7 separate regions of the Mus musculus genome follow, and regions 1, 2, 3, 4, 5 and 7 are each linked to region 6. The links are chromatin loops, found by intact Hi-C in ENCODE. Cell type or tissue: heart. All regions are shown on one strand.

The links. A loop is a pair of places that touch in the nucleus more often than their neighbours do. Peaks named below come from ENCODE experiments on the same cell type or tissue, not always from the same donor. Only the 100,000 strongest peaks of a DNase experiment are listed, where the experiment ranks them.
Region 1: it touches region 6 in a loop (1.9-fold over the local background); 9 of 42 quality-filtered maps call a loop at or near these places.
Region 2: it touches region 6 in a loop (1.9-fold over the local background); 9 of 42 quality-filtered maps call a loop at or near these places.
Region 3: a loop joins it to region 6, with 2.4 times the contacts of the local background. A loop is called at or near these places in 13 of 42 quality-filtered maps.
Region 4: a loop joins it to region 6, with 2.2 times the contacts of the local background. A loop is called at or near these places in 9 of 42 quality-filtered maps.
Region 5: a loop joins it to region 6, with 4 times the contacts of the local background. A loop is called at or near these places in 20 of 42 quality-filtered maps.
Region 7: it touches region 6 in a loop (2.1-fold over the local background); 9 of 42 quality-filtered maps call a loop at or near these places.

What each region holds. Positions count from the first base shown.
Region 1 is chr1:181,925,712-181,929,711 of GRCm38, reverse strand. The region is part of intron 5 of Enah (ENAH actin regulator); the gene reads left to right. Among named protein-coding and RNA genes, the nearest start is that of Gm33669, 49 kb to the right of the region's middle. In heart, no CTCF peak of the experiment used is centred here; no DNase peak of the experiment used is centred here.
Region 2 is chr1:181,919,388-181,923,387 of GRCm38, reverse strand. Enah (ENAH actin regulator) reads left to right here. Exons shown (of 15, transcript NM_010135.3): 7 at 888-1,730; 8 at 3,759-4,000. Among named protein-coding and RNA genes, the nearest start is that of Gm33669, 43 kb to the right of the region's middle. In heart, a CTCF peak has its summit at 1,754; DNase peaks (open chromatin) are centred at 1,327 and 1,677; H3K4me3 peaks cover 1,076 bases; H3K27ac peaks cover 474 bases.
Region 3 is chr1:182,087,210-182,091,209 of GRCm38, reverse strand. No RefSeq gene overlaps it. Among named protein-coding and RNA genes, the nearest start is that of Gm39719, 7.1 kb to the left of the region's middle. In heart, no CTCF peak of the experiment used is centred here; DNase peaks (open chromatin) are centred at 749, 1,109, 2,079 and 3,029; H3K4me3 peaks cover 312 bases; H3K27ac peaks cover 3,952 bases.
Region 4 is chr1:181,886,899-181,890,898 of GRCm38, reverse strand. No RefSeq gene overlaps it. Among named protein-coding and RNA genes, the nearest start is that of Gm33669, 10 kb to the right of the region's middle. In heart, no CTCF peak of the experiment used is centred here; a DNase peak (open chromatin) is centred at 1,908.
Region 5 is chr1:182,113,111-182,117,110 of GRCm38, reverse strand. Gm39719 (a long non-coding RNA gene) reads right to left here. Exons shown (of 4, transcript XR_865804.2): 4 at 3,470-3,541. It overlaps Gm33725 (a long non-coding RNA gene), which reads left to right. Exons shown (of 3, transcript XR_373761.4): 2 at 1,484-1,625. Among named protein-coding and RNA genes, the nearest start is that of Srp9, 9.6 kb to the left of the region's middle. In heart, CTCF peaks have their summits at 1,490 and 1,693 (motif pointing right); no DNase peak of the experiment used is centred here; H3K27ac peaks cover 610 bases.
Region 6 is chr1:182,017,494-182,021,493 of GRCm38, reverse strand. It overlaps Enah (ENAH actin regulator), which reads left to right and starts at 1,514. Exons shown (of 15, transcript NM_010135.3): 1 at 1,514-1,964. The coding sequence starts at 1,960. In heart, no CTCF peak of the experiment used is centred here; a DNase peak (open chromatin) is centred at 1,553; H3K4me3 peaks cover 3,696 bases; H3K27ac peaks cover 3,112 bases.
Region 7 is chr1:181,930,732-181,934,731 of GRCm38, reverse strand. Enah (ENAH actin regulator) reads left to right here. Exons shown (of 15, transcript NM_010135.3): 5 at 3,970-4,000. Among named protein-coding and RNA genes, the nearest start is that of Gm33669, 54 kb to the right of the region's middle. In heart, no CTCF peak of the experiment used is centred here; no DNase peak of the experiment used is centred here.

The DNA.
Region 1 (4,000 bases), 92 kb after region 6:
TGCTCTTTTATGCTCCTTGTAGGCCCTGTACATATGTGATACACAGACGTACATGCAGGCAAAACACCCATCCATACACATAAAATAAAAATAAATAGTTCTTTTTTAGAATTACAGTTTGCCCTGGGCAGTGATCTTAAAAGCCTTTAATCTCAGCACTCAGGAGGCAGAGGCAGGCAGATCTCTTGAGTTCAAGGCCAGCCTGGTCTACAGAATAAGTTCTGGGACATAAAGAAACCCTGTCTTGAAAAAAAAATAGGGGGCTGGAGAGATGGCTCAGTAGTTAAAAGCACAGATTGTTCTTCCAGAAGACCTGGGTTTAAATCTCAGTACCCACATGTCAGTTTACAACTAGCTATAATTCAAGTTCCAGTGGATATGACACCCTAATACAGACATACATGGAGGCAGAACACCAATGCAAATAAAATAAAATTTAAATTAGGAAAAAAAAATGTTAGCAAAGTTTACATCCTGCTTTTCTTACCAAAATTTAGTGTTTATTTTATACTCAAAAATACTTCTTTAAGTAACCACATTTCTAGTGCTTAATGGCCGTATATGGGAGGCATTAGAGTAAATCTTCTTCTAGTGAAAATTGAATTTACATCTCCAAGGTCTTTTTTTTTTTTTTTTTTTTTTTTTGTACTTACCCGTTGTTCATACTGGTATGTGCTGTGAGGAAGGCCAATTTAAACTGTCTTCTCAGCCAGGGACAGTGGCACAGAACTATAATGTCAACACTTAGATGCCAAAGATGAGGATTCCAGATTCAAGGCAAAATGAAATGTATTTTGATATCTCATTTACATTTTGTATTTAAACATAAGTACATATTTGTACTTACTTAGTGTGGGCCAGGGCCTGTAGTATCTGTTTATTTTGAAATCTAGTTTCCTTTTCTAAGCAGCTTCATAGAAGCTATTAAATGTTCTCTTAAAATGAGGGAAGAAATCAAGAGCTGTATAACATTGTTGTGGTCCAAGAAAAGTGGAATTGAACTTGAAAGAAAGAAGTTTGTGCCTAGCTTGGGAACAGCCTGCTTGCCTGAGTCAGGAAGCCCGTGGGCTCCTGATTGGTTTCTCACGAGGAAACAGGAGTGGGTGGGGAACCTGAGCATTTGACACGTTTAACCACATGAAGAGGGTTGTGTGCAGTTCTGCTGGAGAGCTTGGAGTGGCGCATTGGTGCATACATAGGGTTGACGTGGGGAAAGCCAAGGAAAGTATTAGTGTTCAGGATACAAATAGGAAGTTAGTTTCCTTGGAAAGTAGCTGATGGATGGGCAGGGAATGAAATGCTGTGTCAATACTGCAGGGGAAAGGAGAAAGAAAAATTGGGAGGTAGCCAGAGTAGGTAAGGAGCTAGAGTATAACGCAGGGATAGAGCTCATGGAGGCCCCAGGTTCAATTGCTGACCACCCAGATAGTGGGAATTAAATAATTTATCAAGTAGGAAAAGAGTTACATCTAAATATGAGAAGTCGGGTATAGATATTTGTAAAGAAATTGCTGTTCAGAACCTTGAGATAAATTCAAGAATGTTAAAACTTAGTTGCTTCTGTAGGAAGAAATCAGGAGTAGTGAGCATTATTAAGATGCTCTATAATAATCCCCTTTTAAAAACTAGGTATGGCTTTTATACGTTGTAGTCAACATAAAGTTGTTGGATATTTTAAATATTACTTTGTTGACCTAATACTTTTATTATATCATAATACAATTTTCTGTGTGTGTGTGTGTGTGTGTGATTCATCAAGTCAGTTTCTGGTTCCTACTCATTATTAATATTTGGCTTCCTTGGCTGTGATGGGAAAATATATTCTAAGAAACATGAGTCAGTCCTACATTCATCTCAACACAGAAGATAGTTTAGTTAACATCTAAAAATAGCTTTCAAATCATCACTACTACCTGCAAGTTATAAAGGGGAATAAGAACCCCTTTATAGCACAGAACTAAGGACCTGGAGTAATGAAAGTGTACAGCACTCCCATTATCCTCCAGAGGCAGGATGGACCAAGAGTCGATCGCATTCTGCTGTAAGTATTGGCTCTTGTCTTAGGAGTTTTGTGATATTCAATTTCAACTATCTTCTTTTTTTTTTTTTTTAGTAGAGCGGTGAAATGCCCACACAGGACAATGAAAAGTGTGTATCTACACCAGCTGTAGTAGTACACACCTTTAATCCCAGCACTTGGGAGACAGAAACTGTTGAGTCTGTGTGAGTTCAAAGCCAGCTGGGGCTTCATAGTGAGACCCTGTCTCAGAAAAGTTAACTAAAAAAAATACAAATTTTTACATTTTGACATATCAGCATTATTTAGTGTTAGCAACCAGAATGCTTTTTTTTTTTCTGATTTGTTCTCCCACTTCATTTTATGAAATTGAAATTTATATTTACCCAAAAACTGTCCTAGGTAAAGGTGAATAAAATATATCTTGACATTTTATTTATATTTTGCATGTCTCACAAGACTATGTCTTCATAAAAACATAAACTAAACATGTATTTGTATGTATATTGATTTTGTTGTGGGCCAGTATTTTGTTGTTGTGATGGTAGTGGGTTTTGGGTTTTTGTTTTTTGTTTTCATTTGTTTACTTTTAGGGACTGATGTTTTGGGGGAAAATACCTCAATGATAGATAGATATATATATCTTTTATGTTTTTACTTAATATATTTAAAATACTTTAGTGGCCATAATAGTATTCACTTATGTTTGTTTCTGGAAAAGGTATGTTAATTGTTTTCTCTGAAGAACATTCAAATGATTGAAAATGTTACATCTAACTTAAAAAAAACAAGCATCTTGGAATTTTCTCACAGCTCGGAATTCAGACACGTGTGTTAATAAAATCTGGAGATGGTTTTACTACTTGGCAGCCAGCAGACAGATGTAACCAACCTCTAGAAGAAGGGTTTCTTGCATTTTCTGTATGCAAGCTGGTAGTGATGACTCTAAGGAAAGCATCGTTTATAATTTTGGAGACTCCTTAAAAAGATTTGGAAATGTCTCACATTATAGCTTAAAATGTTATGGTCAGATTTGTAAGCCTTTCAATTTAAGTAGGAATTATTCATGCCACCACAAATTTGTAAGTCAGAAAATTTCTTGATGGTGTTTTCATTCCCATATACATAGACATCTTTTCAATGACCTGGCTAAAAGTATTCACTGCTTTATTCAAACATCAGTCTCTTAAGTGTATCAACTGCATACTTGAGTTATCTATCGGCAAACTTGGAAATATTCTTTGGCGCCCTGCTCTTTTCCTTAGTACACATTCTATCTTTTATTGGCTGGAAGCCTTTAAGATTATATTGGCATGTGCAAAACTCTTCTTAAGTCAGTACATTCTAGTTATAAGGGTCATTATTTCAGGACTGCTTCCAGACTCAGCCATACCTATCTCACCTATGGTGACTACCAAAAGTTACTTATGCTTGTGTTAAAGCATTATGATGCTTTGAGAAACACGTGTAAAAGTTACTGGTTTTTTGTTTTTGTTTTTGTTTGTCTTTTAATGCCCAGCAATTAGAAAGGAATGCAGTGCAGTCAGAGTACCATGTAGCTCAGCTGTGGACAGTGATTATCTAATGTTAGTGTCGCCCTGACATTGATTTTTTTCCTATAGCTCTGTGTGTGTGTGTGTGTGTGTGTGTGTGTGTGTGTGTGTGTGTGTGTGTGTGTGTGGTATCTCAGGGTATAGTATAACCTAACTGTAGTTTCATTCTCCCTCCCTCCCTCCCTCCCTCTCTCCCTCCCTCCCTCCCTAGTTCTCCTTCCTACCTCCCATCTCCCCAAGAGCCATTCCCTAATTCTCATCAGAAAAGAGCTGGCCTCCCAAGGACATCAGGCAAACCACATAACTAGCTGCAATAAGACCAGGCACATACCATCACACAAGCATCCAGTGCTCACCACTGAGCCATATCCCTAGCACTTAAAGGCCTAAAATTTTAATACAAACCTCAGTTGAGTTTCCTCATTAAATG
Region 2 (4,000 bases), 98 kb after region 6:
ATTGCTTAGAAACTAAAAGGAAGCCCTTGGGAATTTTTAGTCTGTCGTTTTAATTTTTCTTAACGCCCTAAAATTCAGCTATAAAGTGTGAATGTTTTTATGCAAAAAAAAATTTATAATGATCTTGGAAGATATTTCCCTTGTGCCATTGCTTAAAATTATCACATACTGTATGTATTATGCTACGTACAACAAGAAGTTAGCTTGGTTATAGTTAGATTTCTGAAGGAAAAATTAAAATAGATTAAAAATATTCTCAAAAATAACCGGTTATTTAAACATTTTCTGGTATGATGAAGAAAATCACAGTCTGATGGAATTTATAGTGTCATAGAGGATTATGATATAGTATAAACATTTAAGATGGTTAATATTTATCAAAGAATTTTAATCTTGAGCTATATGAGAGGCCAATGCCGGTTCAGTATTGGTTAATTTATTGTTCTTAACTGCATAATTGTCTGGAGTTATGGCTAAGAAGGTAGAGATGTCCAAAAATAAGACACTGAGTTGGGCATTCCTTTCCCATCGTAGTAAACATTTCGCCAGGTTTGAAACCACAACTCGGTTTATTCTGCTGTTTATAATAATTTTGATGCAGTTTTTAGTGGACTAAGTAATAAACATTAAGACTGTTACTATCCTTGTAGAGGATAAATTATTAATCCACATATTTAAAAGAACTTATTTCATCCTCTTTTGGGTTTCGAAATGTGCTTACAAGTTAAGTTTTCTCCAGTGGAGACAGTTATTTGCCTAATCCCCTGGTGCTAACTGTCATCCACGTTTGTGCGTTTTGTCTGATGCTGGTCTCGGGCTTCACTGGCTCCCTTTTTCTCTCTCCTTTTTTATCCTGTCTTTGCCGCTGCTTTCCACCTTATGTCCAGCTCCATCTTCAGACAGCTCCCTGTCTAGTGCTCCACTTCCTGAGTATTCCAGTTGCCAGCCGCCTTCGGCACCTCCTCCATCATATGCTAAAGTCATCTCAGCTCCGGTGTCAGACGCCACTCCTGATTACGCTGTAGTGACTGCTTTGCCACCTACTTCCACACCCCCTACACCACCACTGAGACACGCAGCGACACGTTTTGCAACATCTCTAGGTTCAGCCTTCCACCCTGTTCTTCCCCATTACGCTACAGTTCCTCGTCCTCTCAACAAAAACTCTCGACCTTCTTCTCCTGTGAACACACCCTCTTCTCAGCCTCCAGCTGCGAAGTCCTGTGCCTGGCCTACTTCCAATTTCTCGCCCCTCCCTCCATCTCCTCCAATAATGATTAGCAGCCCCCCTGGCAAAGCTACTGGCCCACGGCCTGTCCTTCCCGTTTGTGTCTCCTCTCCTGTGCCCCAAATGCCTCCGTCACCAACAGCACCCAATGGGTCGCTAGACTCTGTAACATACCCAGTGTCTCCACCGCCTACCTCAGGGCCAGCAGCGCCACCTCCGCCGCCACCGCCACCGCCACCGCCGCCGCCACCACCACCGCCGCTGCCACCGCCGCCGCTGCCTCCCCTCGCCTCACTCTCACACTGTGGATCACAGGCTTCTCCTCCTCCAGGCACCCCTCTTGCCTCAACTCCCTCATCCAAGCCCAGTGTTCTCCCTTCTCCCTCTGCAGCTGCCCCTGCCTCTGCGGAGACCCCTCTAAATCCTGAGCTGGGAGACTCCTCTGCTTCCGAGCCAGGCTTGCAGGCAGCCTCTCAGCCGGCCGAGTCGCCAACCCCACAGGGTAAGGCTTCACTTCTGCTGCTGACTACTGGTCATTCTGAGGAGTGCAGAGCAACTTTGCCTGCCTAGAAGAGTGGCTGGGTCCTATGGATTTCATGATTGAGCGTCTCTATGCCAAAGTGCTATTTGGGGTTGTATTATTATTATTATCATTATCATTATCATTATCATTATTATTATTATTATTATTATTATTATTATTTAGAACATTAAAATGAAGGATTTTGTTTTTTTAAATCCTGGGCCTTAGTTGGAATTTAGTATGGGAGATGTCCATATTAAACTTAGGTTTTAGATCGTTTGCAGTAAGTACTGTATTATAGGTGTTTTCTAATATTTAGGGATCCTAGTACTTCTACATTCATCTTAAACTTCACTAGGAGCACTTGACTGTTTCATCTTCCCTGGGGTAAATATGAGATATTTTCCTAGAGACATGGAGATCTGTTTAATAGATAAATCATCCCTGAGTTTTCCCTGGAGCACTCCTGCCCTAAGATCCCTTTTTCATTTCCACTTCTCCTGTATTGAGCTCTCTGTATTAGACCTTTAGGGTAGGTAGCCTCAGGCCCTTTGCAGAAGCAGAGGGTTGGCAGGCTTGGTGTATCCCCCAGAGGGTTCTATTGCAAGTGTTGCTATACAGGCAAACAGAAGGTCCTTGAAGGTTTCCTGTAGACACGGACCGTGATGCAGGGCAGCAGGGAAGGGCCATGTAACATTAAGTGCAGCCTGTGGACATAAAGATGGACGCGGTTCTGTACATAAGAAGGTGCATGGAACCCTGCCTTTGTTCCTCTTTATAAGTATAGGATGTAGAGAGGAAGTGTGCTTATACAAACAATGTAATAATCTGGATTTAGACATACCTCTTTTGTTAAAAGTAGATTTTTTTGATGCTGTCTTACTAGATTTTTGTAAAAGGTGAAAAGAAATTTATCATGTGTAATTTAGTATCTCTCTGATTGACATCTGAGCAAGAGGCCCTGCCAGGCTAAAGCCTACTGGTGCTCGGAGCTCAGTCCGAAGGATGGAAGAGCTCACCGTCAGCCCTCTGTTGCTCTGTGTGTATTCCCTGGTGAAACCTCCGAAGTGACAGCTACTCCCCAAGTGTGCAACTCACTAGCTTTACAGAAAGAAAATTAGCCCTGTTAAGGCTTAAGTAAATACTTACTAATTTGGTGTTTTCAATTTTAAGTAAATTCTTTACTCTGTGGTTTTTTTGTTTGTATGTTTGTTTGTTTTTAACAATATTTAAAAGTACTTCCTATATTTCTACCTCAAAGCCTAAAATCACTTTATATTTAAATTCTTTTTGGTTTTTTCGAGACAGGGTTTCTCTGTATAACCCTGGCTGTCCTGGAACTCACTTTGTAGACCAGGCTGGCCTCGAACTCAGAAATCGCCTGCCTCTGCCTCCTGAGTGCTGGGATCAAAGGCATGCTCCACCACGCCGGGCATATTTAACTTCTTAATTCTCAGTTAGTTTGAGGTTTTACCTCATATTAGTTTATTATATTTCTTCAGTAATGCCTATCTCAGACTACATGTAGAATCATTTTAAGATACTAAAACCTAAGACCCATTTCTCCAAGGTCTTCATCTTGTCTGTCTGTAGTCAGATATGTTTGTCATCATAGGTCAAAGGCTTAGGATTATCTTGGGTCTGTTATCTCAGGCAGTACTAACTGCATGTCTCTCTCTCTCTCTCTGTGTGTGTGTGCATGCGTGTATGTGCGCATAATTTTCTAAATTTGTATAAACATTTGTCTTCAAATCCCTGGGGGGGGCGGAGCTCATTAGTTTTATTAGAAAAAGTTGAATATTAAATGGTTGTATGTGCACCTTGGCTTTCAATTCTAATATCCTTAGTTAAAAACAAGTATTATGTATTAAGTATTATGATAGATCATTTTGTTCAGTGCAGTGTCTGAGTCACTTACTTGAGCATGGCATTCTGTATATCTGCCCGTGTAACCCACAGTGATTTAGCTGTGTTGTTAATGACTGTGTTAACTTTCCTTCCTCTCAGGCCTTGTCTTGGGACCACCTGCACCTCCGCCACCACCCCCTCTCCCATCAGGCCCTGCCTACGCCTCAGCACTTCCTCCTCCCCCAGGACCCCCTCCACCACCTCCACTGCCATCCACTGGTCCTCCTCCTCCACCCCCTCCACCACCCCCTCTTCCTAATCAAGCTCCTCCCCCTCCTCCCCCACCTCCTGCCCCTCCCCTCCCCGCATCTGGAATTTTCTCTGGATCCACGTCAGAAGAC
Region 3 (4,000 bases), 70 kb before region 6:
CACACACACACACACATCTACACACACCACACACACACATTGGCACACAGACACAGACACACATATACAAGAACACACTTGTGTGTTTTCTAAGTTAAAAATCAACAGATCTGTACAGGCTACCCTCTTTGCTCTTCTTCCTCTCAGATTCCCTGGATGCAGGGATAGTGGCCAAAGCATTCTTCTCCATGGAGAGTGACAAGAAGTTATGGGAAGGTCCCCTCCCTTCCTCCATTTCTCATTTGTATTCACAAGACGGGACCAGATAGACTTCAGCCTAGACAAAGTACGACAGTTAGCGAGCAGGCATCTGTCACAGGGCCGGGCGCTTTGTACCAGGATGGTGCTGAACTTTTGGTGTATGGTGCATGGTGCTGAACATGATCGAGGGTTTCGACCATGACCGTGGTCAGGGTCATGCAGTGCCTTGGGGGCCCTGGCAGCCTGGATGCCCTGCACTTCTGATGAGTCCCTGTAGGCTCAGAACCCTCTCAGGTGACCTGCAGGTTTGTGTGCCAGTTTTTAGAGCCAGGTGAGAGAAGAGAGACACCCCACTCCGTCCACCCTTACCCTCCCCTTCCCCCTTGCCAAGGCTGAGAGGCCCCCATAGCCACACTGCAGCATTTTTCCTGTAGTTGTGGGAACCCCAACTGCCTTGCATTCCCTGGTTAGTGCCTTCCCACACTGCAGGTCGCTCTTCTGTTCCATTGGAAGTCTGTAAATGTAGGCCAAGTGCGATAAGGAGGGGTGGGGGCGTGGCAGGGGCCTGGCCTTTGTTTTCTCCTGCCTCGCTGACTTGTTTAACTCTCCCTGGGTCTATTTCCTTTTCCTTAGGTAAAATAGGAATGGTAATCACAGCTGCCTCCAAAGTGGGTGGCTTAGAGGATTACAGTAGCTACAGCAGGAGACAGCGCTTACCTCGGAGACTCAGCACAATTCGTCCTCACTAGAGAAAACAAAATGAAGACAGATAGCAGCTCCCATTGTGCACACTGGACCCCTGAACAAAACCTCTTCTGACATTAGAGAAATCTGCCACCCTGGCATCTTGGATGGTGTCCCAGGCAGGGATGGGCACTTACTGTCCCATGCCAGCCCTAGGCAGAGACAGCCGGGGCCCCAGAGGACCCAGGCCACTCCCCATCGGAAGGCTGCAGGCCTGGCTCGGGGAGCTGATTCACATTTTGTCCTGGGAACACTGCACTTGGAAAAACATTATTGATTCTGCGGCTCAGGCTAAGGAGGAAGAAGGACTGAATTCCATTACCTAAAGCATTTATGTGGCCTATGTCTGCTCTATTTAAAGAGGCACTCGGCAATCGTTTTCATTACTGTCTCTTCTGAAAACAGTCACATCTCGGTTTTACAAAGGCAGAAGGAGCTGGCTCAAGAACACGTGGCCAAATAGCAAAAGTTAGAAATCACAGCCCTTAAGTTCCATGCAGATCGTCTCACCAGCCTGCTCTCCCCGAGGGCCTGCAAGGGCCTCTCCTGCTTACAGATAAGTCACCGAACAGTCACCAGGGAAGTGCAGACCCTTATGCTAGGCAACATGACCTTGTTTCCTCCAGCTTAGGACCACGGGTGGACTGAAACTGTTCAACCGAATCTTGAAAGATCCTGGTGCCAGCCAGTCCTCAAGGAGGCTGTTTAGACTTTTTCCAGGATCTGTGTCACAATGCAGAGCTCTGGACAGGGGACTTGGGGTGTGTAGGGAAACAGCGAACTGGCCTTGTGTATCCTCCGTATTCAAACTGTGGCAGAGTATATGACCCCATGGATTTGAGGGAGGAGGAGGAGGTCGGGACTTAAACTGGAAACAAAGCCCTGGTCTAGGCAGTCACTGTGCCTCATCTACGCGTGACACAGTTGTTCCGGACCTTTCCGCACAGTAGCTCTTGGCAAAGACTCCAGGAGGAGTGGTTCTGAGCATTGTTCCATCTTCATAGGACCTAGGACGTAGGTACAGATAGCCCAGCTCCAAAGTCTAAGACAGAAGCTTCACCAGGCTTCCCCTGGGCTCCCTCTTGGGACAGTGTGGAATGTGTTGAGTTTTTCCAGATGATCCCAGGCCCAGGCTCTTCACGGAGGAGGCCTGGCCAGCTTCCAGATAATTATAGCTCAGTGCCCGAGCCAGGGCCCTGCTGCCCAAGACCTGGGGACCAAGGCCTTTGATCACAGCAGCGTGACAATCTGTCCTGTTACCGAGAGAAGCATTCTTGTCACGTGACCCTCCGAGATGGGCCAGTTTGTAGAGAGCAGTGTTTAGTGACTGGCTCTCGCACTGCACAGAGAACATGGTGAACCGGGTAGGCTTGATTGCAGAGGGAAACTAAGAAGACAGGTTGTGGCCTCTCAGTTGGTGAAACAGACACCTGAAATAACCCCAGCCCTCAGGCCTGACCCCATAGCTTCCTTGTCCCAGGAAGGAGCTTTATCCGATTCTTGAGAGCACAGCTCAGTTCTCTTCATTATGGCCCCTCTGTGTCCTGAAGCTAGGCCTTTTCTCTCTCCTTTTGAGATATACCCAAGGAGGGGGGTCAGTTATCTGGAATAACTCAAATGTCCCAGTCTGAAGACCACCTGTGGGTCTGGCTCTCCTGGGGTGTTCAGGAAAGGAAGCTAGCTGATCTGGTGCCTTCTGGGATTTGCATGCAGGCATCTGTTACATGTTCTTTAGCTGCTGGGCAAAAACCTCTGTGTAGACACAACCATCTACTAAGTCAGCTTTCAGGACAGGCCTCAGCAAGCCAGCAGCTTGGTGGGAGGCGCCCTGAGTCAGCTCGGAAAGTAAAGCTGACACGCCACCTGACCTCAGAGGTGAGTGTGTCATGCTTTCTGTTCTTCTTATGGCCTTCTCCTGCCTACCGGGGGACTCAGATGAGAGGCTAGGAACCCCTAGAATAGAGCTGGTGGCCACTTAGACACCTTAATATTACACCCGGTGGCTTCCAAGCCCAAATGCTTGACTCTGCCGTTGGGACTCTGCCAGATCTTTTGTAACATTTGAACACAGTCATCGAAAGCACCAGATGACAGAATTTCCCTCAGAGATTGGGAAATTATGATCGGGATGATGGCATATTTCTGGAACCCAGGATGGATGGCTTCCCAGAGGCCAAGAGAAAGAAGGAGGTCAAACTCCCAGATTCCCATCCCTGCTCTCTGGAAGCAGCTCAACCCTTTGTTGTTTTATATACTGAGGCCGGGGATAGAGTTCATTTAAAGGAGAACTCCGCTGCCTCTTATCCTCCCCGCTTCCTGTTATACAGCTTTTTAAAAGAGGAAACACCAAGCCAGGCAGTGGTGGCCTTTAATCCCAGCACCCAGGAGGCAGAGGCAGGCGGATCTCTTGAGTTCAAGGACAGCCTGGTCTACAGAGCAAGTTGCCGGACAGCCAGGGCTACACAGAGAAACCCTGTCTCGAAAAAAAAGGAGGAAAAGGAGGAGGAAGAGGAGGAGGAAGAGAAGGAGGAGAGGAGGAAGAGGAGGGGGAGGAGGAAGAGGAGGAGGAGGAACAGCAAGAGGAAGTAGTGTATTGTTGTGTTGTTTGGTCCTGGGGATGGGACCCAGGGTGTCAGACATGCCAGGCAAGTGCTGTATCACTGAGCTACATTCCCCAACACTAAGAAGTCAAGCATGAGGAAACACTCTGGAAGTCCTTCAGATCTCAGTTGGGCCTCTCTGAATGAGTCTGCACCCGGCAGCTCAGTCTGACTGACCCTGAAAGAAGATTCGTGCTCACATGATCTTCCCCGGCCCTTGTCTTTGTGACAAAGAGAGATCACTATTTGGAATATTAATCCAAAATAATAACCACATATGGGGATCTAACATAGTTCACAGTTAAAATCACATGAAATTAAGGCATAGATTGTCTTCCAACATAGGAGTCATCTTTCTTCCACCAGCCCTGGGTCAAGCCCGAGAAGGAATGGGGGAGACCAGTTCACTTGCTCCGCTCATCTGTGGACAAGTGACCCTCTGGCTACAGATAGAC
Region 4 (4,000 bases), 130 kb after region 6:
CTGCACCTGTACCCACAGACTTATATCCTGTGAAGCCCCCCCCCCAGACTGCAGGCCCAAGTTCAAGCCCCTCCTCTCTCCTCCTTGAGACATGCCAACACAAGATTGCATATACCCAAGGTGCCTCAAGTTCAGTGTGGCCCTGCCACCTTCCCATCCTTTTCCACTGTCACCCTAGACTCCATTTCTCAGCATCTCTTGGGTTTGCTTCACCTGTCCAGAGATAAGCAAGCTATGGCTCTGCCTCTAAAGGGTCCTCATGATGAGCCCACCCCGTCCAGTCACCTCACACACACACCCAACACCCCACCCCACCCCACCCCACCCAGTTTACTGCCCTCCTCTTACAGTAGCCAGAGCACTGTATGACCAAAACATCCCTGTCTGCTGAAAGCTTTTTGAGGCTCCGGGAGGCCCAGGTGGAAGTCTGAGTTCCTCACTTGCCCATCATCCTGGGGCCAGCAGCTGGAGGAGACAGAGACCATAAGATGCCTGAACAATGTGTTCCCTCCTCACCTCCGCCCCTTCCTCCGCTGCTATGATCCTGACTTGCTCAGGTCTCAGCTGAATCCCTTTGATCTCAAGAATGTAGATCCAGATTTGTTCTGAGGGGTCCTCGTGGCTCTTTCTGGACAGTGAGATGAAATGGGACATGTTTTGGAAACGTTCAGCAAAGACTTTTTCCTCCAACATAAGAGGAAGATCAATGTGGAAAAGCGCTTTGCCCAAACCTCACTCAGTCTTCAGTTCTCTTTCTTGATGACATGTATTTAATTCTCAGAGCCACTGCATCCACTTTGCAACAGGAGAGGAAAGTTAGACTGAGCCAGCAGACTTGACGCTTGACTTTACCAGACCTGCTTGCAACCACCTTCCTCCTCGGCACTTAAAACCAAAGTACCATTGTTTAGGCCATGCCTAGGCAAAGGGTTCCTGTAGGAATCCCTAAAGAGAGAGTGGGAAGCAGGAAAAAGTGAAGATTTTATAGAGGCACCTGTGATTAGAGGTGCAGCGCATTCCCGGAAGTGCTCCCGAAGGGCGTGGGGCAACTGAGAAAGGGCCAGTCCCTTGTGGTGAGACTTGGGGCCAAGTTCTGTTCTCTCACAGCCACTTTGACATGGCACTTCAGCCCCAGGGACACACCCAGAATAACACTTGCCCAAATGATCAGGACACGCCACAATCCAGTCAATTTGACTCTCAAAATTGACCATCATAGGTATGTGATCTTCCCCCGAGCTTCCAAGGACCTTGGGAGCTCCTTTTTTTTTTTTTTTTTTTTTTTTTAGATTTATTTATTATATGTAAGTACACTGTAGCTGTCTTCAGAGGGCGTCAGATCTTGTTACAGATGGTTGTAAGCCACCATGTGGTTGCTGGGATTTGAACTTCAGACCTTCGGAAGAGCAGCCGGGTGCTCTTACCCACTGAGCCATCTCACCAGCCCCTTGGGAGCTCCTTTGAAAGACGTTTTTTTCAGTACCTACAGCTGGATTAAATGCTGAGCCTTCCTCCCGGGAGAGGAGGGAGCTACAATGTGACCATTTTCTTCTGCCTCCTTCTGACCAGAATGAGCCTTGTCCCCATCTCATCTCTGGAGGAAAGCAGAGATCCTGTTTGCTCAGCACCCCAGGAAGTCATTCCCACCTTCCACATCAGTTCTGGCTTTTCGGTGCCTGGTGAGCTGCACTGAGAGCAGATGTTGGGTCTGGGCCTGCGATTAGGCCAGGCTAGCTTGAAAGTCAAGACACAATGCCAGGATAGACCTAGGCAGGCATCAAAAGTGATGGGGGAGAAACCAGTGTTCCTCTGCTTGTCCCTCTCATTGTCTCTAAGAGTGTCACCCAGCTGGCCGGGGCTATCCAAGCTGCAGTGCTCGGGCGCCTCCCAGCGGTAGCTCTAGGCAGCGCGTCTCCTGGCTGTTAGGCAGCGCCCTCTGCTGGCTAATGTCTGTTCCTTCTCTTCTCACACTTGGGCACAGCGCACAGCCATGCATGTTGATGGGTGGACACGGGCTCCAAACCCGAGGATTTGCTAAGGAAAAAATGAGACTTTAAAGCTGGAGAAAGTATGCAGAGACTATGAAGGAAGACTCCATACACTGTTGTCGCTGTGGTGAGGGGAGCCCCGGAGTGTCCAGATTCTAGATGGGCCCTACAGGCCGGCCAACTTCTACAGTCAGATGTTTTACTGGTCAAGATTATGCTGGAAATGTGAAGTGCGTGCTGTGAGCGAAGCGGCAGGTAGGGTCAAAGCAGGAGCCCTTTCTTTGTACATGCCTGCAGTTTGGGGTAGAAGAGAGGTCTCAGGGCTAGGAGCATGGCTAGCCATTGAGCACGGGGAGAGGAACACCGGAGATAGAAAGCAGGAAGATACCCTGGGAGGTAGAAACAGACATCTGAGAGCCGAAGACAGCCAAGGGCAGATCCTGAGCATTAGTGAGCCACAAAAATGAAGACCAGGGAGACAGAGCAGTGTGTTGAAGGCACTGCAGAACTGAAGTGTGGATCTGCCATCCTCTATACCCATGGTAGCCATCAGGGGAACCAATCAGAATGGAGGCTTCAGTCACTAGCTGAGTAGGTGTTTTTGTTTCTTCCTAGCATGTTCCACGTAGTGGAATATGCTGAACTGCAGGAGTCAGCCTACAGCATTCACACAGAGCTTTACCCAAAAGTCTAGGCTCACCAAAGGAAGCCAGAGGACCAAGCATTCATTATCTTTGCACCTGGACAGGTGTCTCCCCTCTGATAGGCCCATGGTGGGACTGGGCCTAGAGACCATCTCATAGCCCACTGCTTAAGGCCTTTGGGTCCACCAGCTAGCAATGGCCTAACACGGTGGGCTCTGAGGGCGAAGGCCATCTCCATGTCCTCTAGACTGGCTCTCCCAGTAACAGGGGAGGACTGAGGGGCCCTGTATCCCCAGTTGACAAGGTGGCTCATGTGTAGTCTCAGCTCTTGTGGCTCATGGCTACAGATGGCTTGAGTGGAGGCATCTGTGCTTAGGAGTTACGTGCAACTTGGGTGGACTCCCAGGCAAAGCTCACAGTGAAAGTGAGCTGGCAGAAGAGCCACTGACTTCCCTAGGTGCCAATGTCAGCCCTGGGCCTCTAGCTCTCTGCCTTGGGTCCAACATGTCACTTACCCAAGAGCTCTCAGTCCCTTCTGACACTGTCCCTCTTCGCTCACTCTCCTGGACACTAGAGAAATTCAGCAGCAAACAGTGGCCTCAGACTTAGGACAGGGCTGCAGCAGGAGGCAGGAGACATTTGTCCTACTTCCTCTGGCTCTGGGGTCCACCTTGCCACTTAGTGGCAGGACAGATGTGATGGTGACATTTTTGCCCTCCAAGCACCCTGCTTGCTCAGGGTTAACCTGGACATGCATCACCTCCCTGTCAGCCTACTATGGGCCTGAGTGGAGTCCACACAACAGTGCGCTCTGCTCTGGCCTTGTCTTTGTTTTGAGGCCAGGACACAATGGACAGTCTGCCAAAAAAAAAAAAAAAAACCAAGCTGGGTATATACATTTCCGCTCATAGAGTGTGTCCCTAGCATGTTAGAAACTCTGAGTTTGATCCCAAACCTCAAGAAGACAGGACATGGTGGAACACACCTTTAATCCTAGCACTCGGGAAGTGGAGGCAGGAAGATCAGAAGTTCAAGGTCACCCAAGGGCATTCAGCAAAGCCTCTCTGCTCCTGTGCCCAGAGTTCCTGATGCCCAGCCTGGGTCTTGAGAATGGCATATCAAAGTATCCTCCACCTCCGCTAAGTAAACTTCTTCCTAGCCTGCCAGATAATCTTTTGCTGGAGCTAGGATCCTCTCTTTGATCTTAGGAGGCCTGGGTATCTAGTGATCTGCTGTGTGCTGATTGCTGGGCTCAGGGAGAGAAATAGTCTTCTACTTATTGTTTGCTTTGCTGTTTTTGTTGTTGTTATTTTGATGTTGTTGTTGTTTTGGTTTGGTTTGGGGTTTTTTTTGTTTGTTTGCTTGTTT
Region 5 (4,000 bases), 96 kb before region 6:
GTCTCTCCAGCCCCTGGTTCTATATCTTTTACCCAAAAGTTTCAGTGGCCAGTAAGATGATTATTCTCACTTGTCAACCTGGTGGATCTATAATCACTTGGGAGACAGGCCATGAGGAGGCCTGTGGGAGATTATATTGATGAGGTTAACTGAGGTGGAAGTATTGTGAGCAGCTCCATTCTCTAGGCTGGACTCCCAGACTGTATAAAAAGGATAAAGTGAGCCAGGTGTGATGGCACATACATTTCATGCATTTAATCCCAGCACCAAAGAGACAGAGGCAGACAGATCTCTGTGATTCTGAGGACAGCATGGTCTACATAGTGAGTTCTAGGACAGCCAGGAATATATAGAGAGAGGCACTCTGACTCAAAACAAGCAAACAACAACAACAAAGTGAGCAGGACACACTCATTATTTCCTGCTTTCTGACTGTGGACATGATCTGACCAGCCGCCTCAGACTCTGCCTCATTCATTGTCTTGCTGGCCATGATGGGGCTGACACTGTGAGCCAACCAAAGTCCTTCCTTCCTTCCTTCCTTCCTTCCTTCCTTCCTTCCTTCCTTCCTTCCTTCCTTCCTTAAGTGGCTTTTGTCACGCTATTTTATCTCAGCAACGGGGACAGTAACTAATGGGGACAGTAGCTGGTAAGCGAGAAAAGGAAGGGACTCTGCTCTGTAAAGTGTTGTTGGCAGGGCACCTGGCCACTATGCGTGAGATCCTGAGTTTCACTGCAAAAGGAAGAGAAAAAAACCCTCCAATAGTGTTTTGAATGGAATGACTATTTCTGAGCGCGCTTCTCCTGCTTGAACTTTTGTCCCCCTCTGTTTTCCTTGGTTTGGCTTCTACACACAGGGCAGCAGCTGTTCTGAACTAAGAACAGGTGTGGGTCCTTAAATGAATTCCTCCTCTAATGGGCATCACAATAGTCCCGAGTGTCCCAAGTGCAGCTGGCATGCCAAACATGTGTGGCTATGTTTATTCTCCCGAAATAAATATTTATAGAACCCACTATGTGCCAGCAGCATCAAGGAAGACTTTGTTCTTCTACCTTCCCAGGTTTCATGGACCCAAAGCAAGACAGGCTGGGTAAAACACACCTGCTAAGAGAAGCCAACTAAAAAATCCTGTTTATCCAGAACACTCTTGCCCCAAGGAAGGAGGGAGGGAAACCTGAGGAGGCCCTCCCAGCAGAAGGGCTCAGACCAGCGGAGGGCAGTGCTGTGCAGTAGATCCAAGCCAAGTACTGGCTCAGAATCAGCCCTTCCTGAGGAGACCAGACTCCAAGCTGCAGGAACTCAGCTTAGCTGGAAGGTGTCTGCCATTTGCTTAAAACCCAGGGACTATTGAGTGTGGGTCCTTGGAGATCAGTCTTGAGTGCTTCCCGGGAACCTTTGGGGACACAGACATTCAGATGCTGTGCTGTCTCCACACTTTACCTTCTTAGACACCCAAACAATCCTGACACTTCTTTTCACCAGAAAAGCTTGGCCAGGAATTTCCAATCCAGTGTTACTTATTGAGCTCCTGGGTGCCTCTTCCTGGGTCTGCCAACCAAGTGGATGAGCTTCAGAGAGTCCAGAGAAGCACACGAGATGTTTACACGCTAATAAGAGAGCACAGGTAGGTGAGGAGGTCGGTCAAATTTACCTGGAAATGGAAATGTGCACTGATGGAGCCCTTCCACAAGGGGGCACACAACACTCAGGGTTCCACAGAAGTCTTCCGGCCCCTGCCTGACCAGGTAACTCAGTCAGGACAAGACAACCTAACCTATCAGTGTATACTCAAAATATGTCCAAAGGGTTGGGAGAAGTGTGTGCTCTGGGACGCCACCAAGGCTAATCTCCAATGGCCCAAATTCAATAGTCCCTGGAATTTCTGTCTTTATTGGTTGTTTTTTTGTTGTGGTGGTGGTGGTAGTGGTGGGCTATTTGTATGTTTAGGTTTTTGGGTTTTGTTTGATTGTTTAGTTTTGTCTTTTTGGGACAAGTTTTGAAACTTGTGGCAATCCTCCTGTCTCTGCCCTCTGAGTGCTAGGATACCTACCATGATTTTACTTATTTTTATTTTCTAGTACATGAGTAGGTAATTGCTCTATTCCTGAACTATCCTGTCAGCCAGGTCCATCGCTCAGAATCCCTGTCCTGCTGCCTCAAGATCGTATTGGGACTGGGGCAGGGCAACAAGGGCAGGCAGTGCAAGAGCCTGCCGGGCATCCAAGCCCAGGTGCTGGGACGCAGCCTGGGAGTCGACTCAGCCCCACCTCTAAGACACCCGGTGCACCTCTGAGGTCCTGGAGGTGGCCTCCAGCTCTCCTGTGCCCTGCCTCAAGGATGCTGATGTTTTTGTGATTTGAACCACTAATAATCCATTAAGTGAAACAGATTTCAAACAGAACAAACACACCCCAAAAACAACAGGAGAAAAGCCTTGGGGTGTTTGGGTTTGTCTTGTTTGGGAGGGGAGAGGGATATAGGTGTTGGTGCTTTCCCAAGGGTGTTGAGCACAAAGAGTGCCCTGACTGAACCTCGGACACCAGCAAAGCCACCCTTAGGGCCACCTCCTTTGGTACAAGCTGCCGGTGCTGGAGACCAGAGGTCGAAGGCAAAGCACTGAGATTCCCGAGGCTCAGCCCGTAGGTTTCATCTGCATCTTATTAAAATGAAATTCAAATCCCAGTAGCTGGAAGAAAAGGTCGGGATTTGACCCAGTCGGTGACCTCCCCCTGTTCCTCCCTCTTCTTCCCTGGCCCAGGTCCCATCAGAGCCGGGCTCCAATTTCCCCTCTCCCTGGGTAGCCCCGCACTGCTCAGAAACTCCACAGAATGGCTCCATTGTAGGCCACACAAACCAAAATAGCCGCATTTCTGTCCTCTGCCTTAGGGAGCATCACTTAAAACCCCAAAGTCCCAGATGTGGACGACAATGGAAGTTGTTGTTGCAAATTAACTATCCTGAAAGTGGTGAGAGGCAGGTAGTCGGAAAGCAGCCAGTGGGGTGGGCTGGGCTGTGGGAGAGGGAACAATTACATAGTCACTCCATTAACCCAATTAGCAAACTCTGGCAGGGATTCCCTCGTCAACAAAGCAGCATGGTAAGGAAGGTGGGAACCGGGACAGGGTGGGGGTACTCTTGGAATGAAGGGGCTAAGAGTAAAACTTCAGTTACCTCTCCCGCTGACGAATGCTATTTCTATCAAATGGTAAATGTTCTGGGTTCTTTTTTTAAACCATGCCCCAGAGCACTGGATGAACAGTGTTCGCTTTAATTAATGAATCAGATGACATCTCCACTCAGCAGCAGGCTCCGCTCAGCTGTGGAAACCCTCTGGGTGGCCTAGAGAACGGGGACTGTGGAGTCCTGATTGCACACAGCTGTCAGCTCATTGGTCATCCAGTCCAAAAGGTCAGGGGACCCCTCCCCAGCATCCTCCTGGTTGCAAGAGCTTTCTTAGGTTTCGAGAAGGGGACCAGCATCGAAGAGTGTGACCGTAGTAATGTTTCTTCTGAGTCCTTTTGTACAGGCTGTGCCAAGGAGCTGGAATTTAGAGGGAAGGACAATGTACGTCGTATGAAATGGTCAATCAGGCTTTCTGATCCAAGCAGGGGTGAGCAAGGACACAGAGCAACAGGTGTCACTAGTGGGTGGGGGCGGGGTGGGGGTCCTGGGAATACCATGATGACCTCACATGCCTAGAATAACCCTCTGGTGAAGAGGCCTTGGAGAGGGCAGTGCGGGCTGGAGCTGTGCTGAGGAAGATCTTCCACCCGCCCGCTTCAAGCCGTGGTGCATGCGGCATGCGACATGGGATATGGGACTCGCCTAGCGGCATACTTAGCAGCATGGATTATGGGGCTGCAGCATGCAGAAAATACAGAGAAGGGTTGAGGTCTCTGGCCACTAGGTGCTCCGTGACTGTGGAGGAGCAGACGGAGAAGATAAGGGGGTGAGATGATGTTGGGCAGGGTCCTGTGTCAGTTTCCCCACTCAGCCTTG
Region 6 (4,000 bases):
ATTTCTGTCTCTTCTCGTAATATGGGCAACAAGGACATTTGGCTGACAGGGCTGTTTTCTCTTCAGTCCTTGGAGATCCTTGAATAAAATGCTCTGTGATGGCAAGCTGTAATTAGCTATGTGGGTGGAAATTAGTGTTCTTCAAGTACACCATGTTTAGAGCAGAGGCACCGTGCTTTTTACTACCCGAGGCCACCCTGGTCCTGTGCCACAGCTCTAGGTCACTGCTTCTTGCAGGGCTTCCTTCCAAAAAGCAAACCGCCTTTGTTGAGCTCTGAAACCAGGAGGCTTTTCATAGTTAAAACAGGTTAAACTGTTCTCCAGACAATTCAGGCATTGACCAAGGATGGATAGGATACGTTAGCTTGTCATTTGAAAGTGCCCAGAATGCCAGCTTTCATAAGTATCTTTAGAACCGCAGCTCATTTTATATGGAACATCAAACTTTTGAATGGATTCCTGCAGTATTGCTAGGTCCTCCATTTTGGATGTAATAGAAATCGGGTAGCTGCAAAAACCCTTTCTAACCTAGTCTAGGCATCTGTATACTGCGCACGAAAGCGGGCTCTCAGTTTTTAAAAAATTTTATTAGATCATTGGATTTGCTGTTTTTCATTCTACACCCCCCGCCCCAAATTCGGGCTTCTCAGAGGCCTCCTGCACCATCTGACTAAACCATTCGCTGCGTTAGTATTTTCTATCTACCTTCTCAAGGAGGTGAGCTCCAGACTAGGTGAAAGACAGAGCATTTAAAATTATCCTCAGTTTCCATCCCTCCCCGCCCCCGGCCGGGATTCCCTTTCAGCTGGTGACGACAGAAAGGGTTCCACGGGCTGCGTCTCTCGCGGCTGCACAGGGTTCCGCGTGCCTCGGGCCACCGCGTTTCCCGACACCGATGCGTTAGCTGTGTGTGTGTGTGTGTGCGCGTTTATGCGCGCGTGTGTTTGTGCAGTCATCCCAGTACTGTGCGCGCGTCGGCCGGATCCCCAGGTCCAGCACGCTCGGGGGTCCTCGGGAATCCGGGGGACGACGATGGCCACGTTTTGCGTGTTCGGAACTCTCCTACATCCCGCCTACATCCCACGGGTGGGGGTGGGTGGGAGGGAATCACATCGCGGCGGGGACGCGCAGAGGGGGATGCCGGCCCGCGCGCCCTGGTCCTCTCCGCGATCGCGCCCGGCTCGTCACGCCCCCCCCAACCCCCCCACCGCGGTTCGCTCCTCACCTCAGCCTCCGGGCTGCGGGAAGGCCGCGGCAGGAGAGCGCGGTCAAGGGCAGAGCGGGCGCCGAGCCCCCCTCCGACCGCGGGGGGCGCGGAGCCGGGTGGGCGGCAACAAAGGGCCGTGGCCGCACCGCCGCCTCGCCTCGGCCGCCGCCCCGCAGCCCCCTCGTGCGCAACGCCCCTCGCCCCGGGAGGGAGGGGGAGGGGAGCGGGCGAAGCGGGAGCGGCGGGGGCGGCGGGAGGAGGGCGGCGCCTGCGTGCTCCTCCGCCGCCCCGCCCCCGGCGCCCCGCGGCGAGCCCGGCTCTCCTCCCGCGGCTGCAGCAGCTGCCGGTTCCTCACGGCCTCGGCGGCGGCGGTGACGGCGGCGCGCTCGGAGCGGCCTCTGGAGCGGCGGGCGGGCGGACGGACGGACGGACGGACGGGCGCGCGGCCCCGGCGGCTCCCGTCTGAAGCGGCGGACGAGGCTCGGCGGGGAGGAGGCGGCGACGCAGGCGGAGGAGGCGGCGGCCGCCGGGGACCCGCTCGGCGCCTCGGCCCCGTGCCCCGTCCCCAGCCCGTGGTCGCTCGCGCTCGGCGGGCCGGCGCCTCGCCTCTGCGCGCGGAGATGGTGTAGCCCGGCCGCCGGAGCCGGAGCCGCCTCTGCTCGCGCGTCCCCGCGGCGTCCGCCTCCCCGCCTGAGAAGAGACCCTCCGCTCGGCGGCTCCCGCGCCGGGGAAGCCTCGGCGCCGCCGGCACCATGAGGTGAGGGGCGCGCGGGCCGCCAGCCATTGTGCCGCGGCGCCGCGACCGCTCTGCGCGGACCCGCCTGCCCCGGCCCGCGGCGCCGGCTCGGCTCTCCCGGCTCTTTCTCGCTCCCTTTTGTCCCTTCGGGTTTCTCCGGTCCAGCTGCCCTGCCCAGCCGCTCTGATTTGGGGGAGGGGGCTCCTCCCGGTGTCCCCCTCCGATGCTCTTCTTTTACCCAGGATTTCCCTTCCTCAATTCAATATGCCAGCTCCCTCCCTCCCTCCCCCAGCCTGGGTTAACGAAACCCAGGAGATGGGGAGGGGCTCGGTAGTCGTAGCGTGCTCGTTGCCGAGAAACAGGTATTTTCCGTACATCTGTAAAAATTCTCTGCACTTTTAGTACAAAGCTCTAGTGTTTAATTAAAAGGGGGGTGGGGAGGAAAGTTTGGAAGGTTTGAAATCTCTGCGGGGAATAAAGTGCCTCTGGTAGGGGTAAAGCGGAGGAGCGGGGAAAGGTGAACATTTCTCGATGGTGGGGGAAGGGAGAGCATTTACTAGGTTTCCTCTGGCGGGGGACAGTGTGAGGCTGGGATAAGTTGGTTGAGGTTTGTAAGCCCGGGCGGGGGAGGGTTTTGTTTGGAAAGCCCTTCTCTCCGGTTCGTAGCAGCCTGTGTTGCATTGCAGCAGAAGCGGCCGCGTTTCCCTTCCTCTGTAATCAATACAATTATTTATTTATTTTTCAGCCCCAAAGGAAAGTCTTGGATGTACCGTGGTGAAATGCTTTTTGATTGATACGGTGAAACATATGGTGTGATGTTTTTTAATTTTTGTCTCTCCAGTTGTGTAGGAGAATAAACCATGATGTGGTGTGTCACTCATTGGCGACCACCCACCCCAAGCCTTTCCTAAGGTTGTTTTGTGTCCATAACCTCCCGCTTTTGGATTGGTGCAAGACTTAGTGAGAAATAGGACCTCGTAGACTGAAGGCTGATGCATTTTGCGTACTCATCCTTAAAGGCCTCCCTTTTAGGTTAAACAATTGTGGATGAAGTAAATTCCTCCGTTTCTTCCTCCCTCCCGAGATAGTCTTTCAGTTCATTTGGATTTGAATCTCCTTTGTGTTAAAGATTAATGGCCGACGGTTGCCAAGACCTTTATAATGTAATGAAATGAGATTTGAATAATATCTTCAAATTCCTTCTCTTTGGCCTGAAAATCTTGTCATTGGAATTTCCCCCCTTATTTCTGTTTGAAACTTTAGCTTTTATATCCCCCTCCTCAAAAAAAAAAAAAAAAATCAGGGTTGAACACAGACCCGTTACAATTTTAAGTATATTTTTGTGCTGTGTTTACTTAAGCTTACTATGAATTTTTCTGATTCTGGGTGACAGATCTTTATGTTAGTGTTAGATTTTTGCCAAGTGACCCCTTTTCCTGGGTGATTTCATACAACTTATTTCAAATGTTTAAAAAGTAATTAATGGCATAGAAATCAAGATTAATCTTTGTAAAATGCAAGTTGAGAAACCTGTTATATTTTTGTGCATTTTTGCTAAGCTACTGGTGGCCTTGAAAATTCAGGAACTGTTAAAAAACATGACTGTTCTGTCAGGTAATATTACATACTGTTGATTGTACTTTAGTGACATAATGCTATATAGGTCTTGCCCAACAAGTTAGTAGTTAGTAGTTTTTTGGTTTTTTTTTTTCAGACTTGCAATAATTTTCTTAAAACATTAAAAGGACAAAATAAAGCAGGGTATTTTAACATTTGATCAAAGCTATTTGAAAGCTTGTGAACAAAATATATTCAAGTTTGAAGTATTTAGTAAAACTTAAATCATACACTGTCTCAGTAAGTTATGTCTGGACTTAGAAGTTCTAGCTTCTAGCGAAATATAACTAATGCTTTGAAAGCTGTTTTCTTGCCATATTTCTTACTAGCTGTAGAGATAGAGAAATCACACTGACGTTTTCCCAGTGGTGTAAATACAGAACATTCCCCCCAGGTCTGAGGAGTTTGCGCAGTCTACAGTAATTCTTTGTAGGCTGATT
Region 7 (4,000 bases), 87 kb after region 6:
GTGTATGTACTTTTTCTATGTAACTCGGAATTTTTAGTGTGACTTCTTAGTATTGTTGATATGGTTTCTGGCTTTTAAGTTTCTATGCTTGGATTAGATAAGCATGTTATAATAAGGGAAAAAAAAGAGGAAATTCTAATTTATCTCCTGGTCATGTAAGTTTCCTTTGGATCTGCTCTAGCTGGTGGTTACAGCAGTGAGCACCTATTTTATGGCGAGTTGTAAATCTCTGCTCCTCGCCCCCAGACTCCAGCTTAGTACTGCAGATGGCTTAACATCAGTAATGTTATCTCTGGTCTGGTCTTACCCCGGGCTTCTCCTGGGCCTCTAGGAGCAATCATTGATATTTGTGTGATGTTATACCTCTCTTCAGCTCATTTTGGAAATGCACTTGATACTGTAACTTCGTGCTTTTCGGGTTGAGATCCACGTGTAGAATGATAGCTTACCCAGTTTTAAAGGGGAAAAAGGAATTTGACCGTATTAACAAAGGGGAGTTTTTAAAACATAAAATAACAGGTTTAAAACACAGATTTCCTTTATAATGGCCTTTTATTTATATACAGTCTTCCATCTGATTGCTAAATTTAAGTTTAGCTGTATTGTATATAACAGCACCTACTTGTCCTTTAGTCCTGTTTTTAGTCTGTGGCTAATTGTTACCTAGACTTGTGAGAATTAAAATGAGGAGAGTAAGTGAAATGCGCTTTGGCCAAAACTCAGAATTGAAGGCAAGACTGAAGTGCCATTCTTATTGGAGAGAAGTTCATATCAGATTTCTATCATTTATAGAATGCATATCCGCAACATTGCTACTCTGTCTTTATTAGGAACAGTAATTCACAAACTTTCCTTTGCCTAGCCTGGGCATATTAGGACTAGCCATAGGCCTGGTTATCAGGCAGACCCTCAGGCAGAGGGCTAGATAGAGCAGAATCCCCCATTTCTGCACCTTGGTTGTTTCTCCCCCCACCCCCACCCCCCTTTTTTCTTCTTCACAACGATAACTGATAAAATGCTATTTACCCATTGAGATGGTTGTGAAAGTATCTATTTTGTATTTTATGAGAAGACAGATACTCAGTTTGGAATATGGCCCATTTGAAAAAATAGTATACATATCAGAAAATAGAGCAACTGATGACCTTGGCTAACCGTAGTCTCTGCTTTTTGTTGTTTTGTAACACCTTTGATACAGCTCACTAATTTTATATCCCTTTAAAATGTTTGATGAAAAGGAATATGTAATTGTGTACCTTTAGTTTATAATTTACCCAGAATTTTTATCTAATAATTATAGTATTCTATAATTATGCATAATTGCATATATATTTCAGGATGCTGGATTTTTACAACTTGGCAATATTGGTGAAGAAGGAAAACAAAACAAGCAGATTAAATGTAGATGTCACAGAATGCCAAAGAGGGATTTTAAGAATGCCCGGATAAACAGATGGCTTGTTATCATACAGCTATGTAGTAAAGAATTACAGGAGTTAATTCTTAGATTAAAATCCTCATCTTAAAGGATTCCTTGAAGTTTTCCTTTTTATGTGGTAGGAGTGCACTGTAGTGAATTTCCACATTAAGTTTGTTTTATGAGTCACATCAGGATTCTTAGGGGCTTTTTGGAAGTTTTGTTCTGTTGAGAGTATATTTAACCCACGGTGACCCTAACCTCAAAATTCTCCTGTGGGTGCCTCCCAGATGCTGGCATACACTACCATGCTGGGCCCAGAGCTAGATTCAAACAAACAAAATTGTTTAGTAAGATCAATAAGATTAAATTGAAATTTTAATATATTTGACTTGAATATATAAATTTCAGCTAAAAGTATAGGCTTAATTCATTGATAGGATGGTTGAGATACGATGCCTTCTCTAGATGTGAGCATGACAATTAGACTCCCGATTTCCAGCTGTTTCATTATACTGGCCAAAGTTTTCATTTAAACACTCAGACATAATTTTTAAACTGAGCCATAATGATCTTTTAAGTTGGTTTTACCAAATTCTTTTACTTTATAGTTTTAAAATAAAATAACTATAAGCATAGATATATAAATTATACTCCTCCCAATTTTATATGTTCTTAAATTTGTCCTCCCAGCTCAGTGTCTCTCTACTTTTTTCTAAAAGGATCTTTTCTCTATAAAATAGGAAACATTAATGTACAGCCCAATATGGCAGTGTTTTTCAAAACATCATTGTGTTAATTTTCTAAACATTCTATTAGACAACATATTTTCATTTATGTAAACATTTATATGTGTGTTTGCTTTTAAAACGTGTTTTTGGTTTTTCTTGTTAATTACATGGGGTTGATTTTATATTTTCTTTATTTGGTTCTCAAAGTATCAGGCTTATATCTAATGAAATACATTGCTGCAGTTGTCATCTAATTTGTCATTAGAGGGCAAATTAAATGACTAATCTAAAATCATGTAAAGAGATGAAGTTTAGTAGGTAAGTTCAGATCATTTTCCTGCTTTTCCATACTGGGAGGGGCCAGTGCTGTCTTACATCCTGATGAACCTTCGCTTCCGGCTGTGGGTCTGCTCCACGAGGGGAAATAGCCGCTTCCATGGTCCTCACGCAGCACAGCAGCATGTTGTAGTACACACGGCACTGAGTGTCAGGCCCTCACACAGCACAGCAGCATGTTGTAGTACACACACGGCACTGAGTCTCAGGCCCTCACACAGCACAGCAGCATGTTGTATGTAGTACACACGGCACTGAGTGTCAGGCCCTCACGCAGCACAGCAGCATGTTGTATGTAGTACACACGGCACTGAGTCTCAGGGCCCTCACGCAGCATAGCAGCTTGTTGTATGTAGTACACACGGCACTGAGTGTCAGGCCCTCACGCAGCACAGCAGCATGTTGTATGTAGTACACACGGCACTGAGTCTCAGGCCCTCACGCAGCACAGCAGCATGTTGTATGTAGTACACACACGGCACTGACTCACTTACTTTTTATAGTAGTGCTCTACACAACTCTGAGAAGTCAAGTGACACTTCTCAGACGGTGGAAAGAAACTGTCTTTACTTTCTTGCTTTTACTCTTGAAGATTTCAAGGTCGTTCTAGCTTAACCTTAGATTGTTCATCTCATTGTATATTATACTAGGTGCAACAAGGATCTCACTTAATTTTTATATCCTGTGACAATAAGATTTCCCATAATTTAGTGACAGTCTAAGATAATAAAAATGGGTCTGCGTTATCTATGGATGCTGGGAGTGGCTGGATGGTCAGTGGTTTCTCATGACAGTTCCGTGTTTGTGTAAACACAGGGTCTCCCCAACCCTCTGCCTTTCTTACCCCAAATGAAAAGTTGTTAAGATGACCTAGAACATTACAAATTCAGCTAAGTAGGTTAATACTATAGAGTTTAGCAAATGTTTGTTTCACCAGTCCTGGAAATGCCAGGTCATTAAACAGGAATGGCAGCTCAGGTGGGCAGGTTTGATAACTGCATTAGCATACTTCCGTCTAGTATGCGGTTCTCACACTCTCTCTCTCCTGTTTTTCATTTCCAGTGTTCTATTTAGGTGAGTTTTTAAATTCTGATCTTTCATTTAAGTTTTTCCTCTCCACCTCATGAATAATTACCCCAAACAAAATGTCTCATTGTCTCGGAAACTGTCAGGCTCGCTCGGGCGCCTATTCAGATGCTCATTGAACACTTGTTTCACCAAGCTCTTCATATATAAATGTTTATTTTCCCTTTATTGTTGGTGTTTCCATTTGTTTGAAGTAAGCCTTCTGGAGATGATGACAGCATTATGTTGCAGTCTTTCATTTGCTGTGTGTTATGTAAGCTTATATTTTATTTTGCTAGATGAAAAGAAGATGCATTTTTTTTAATATGTGATGGTTTTATGTTGTTCTCATGGTTTAATTTCCTCCACCCAGCTTAGTAGAATAGTAATATTCATCTGTAATGTTTCCTCCCTTTGTAGGGCCAACATTGCCTAGACAAAATTCACAGCT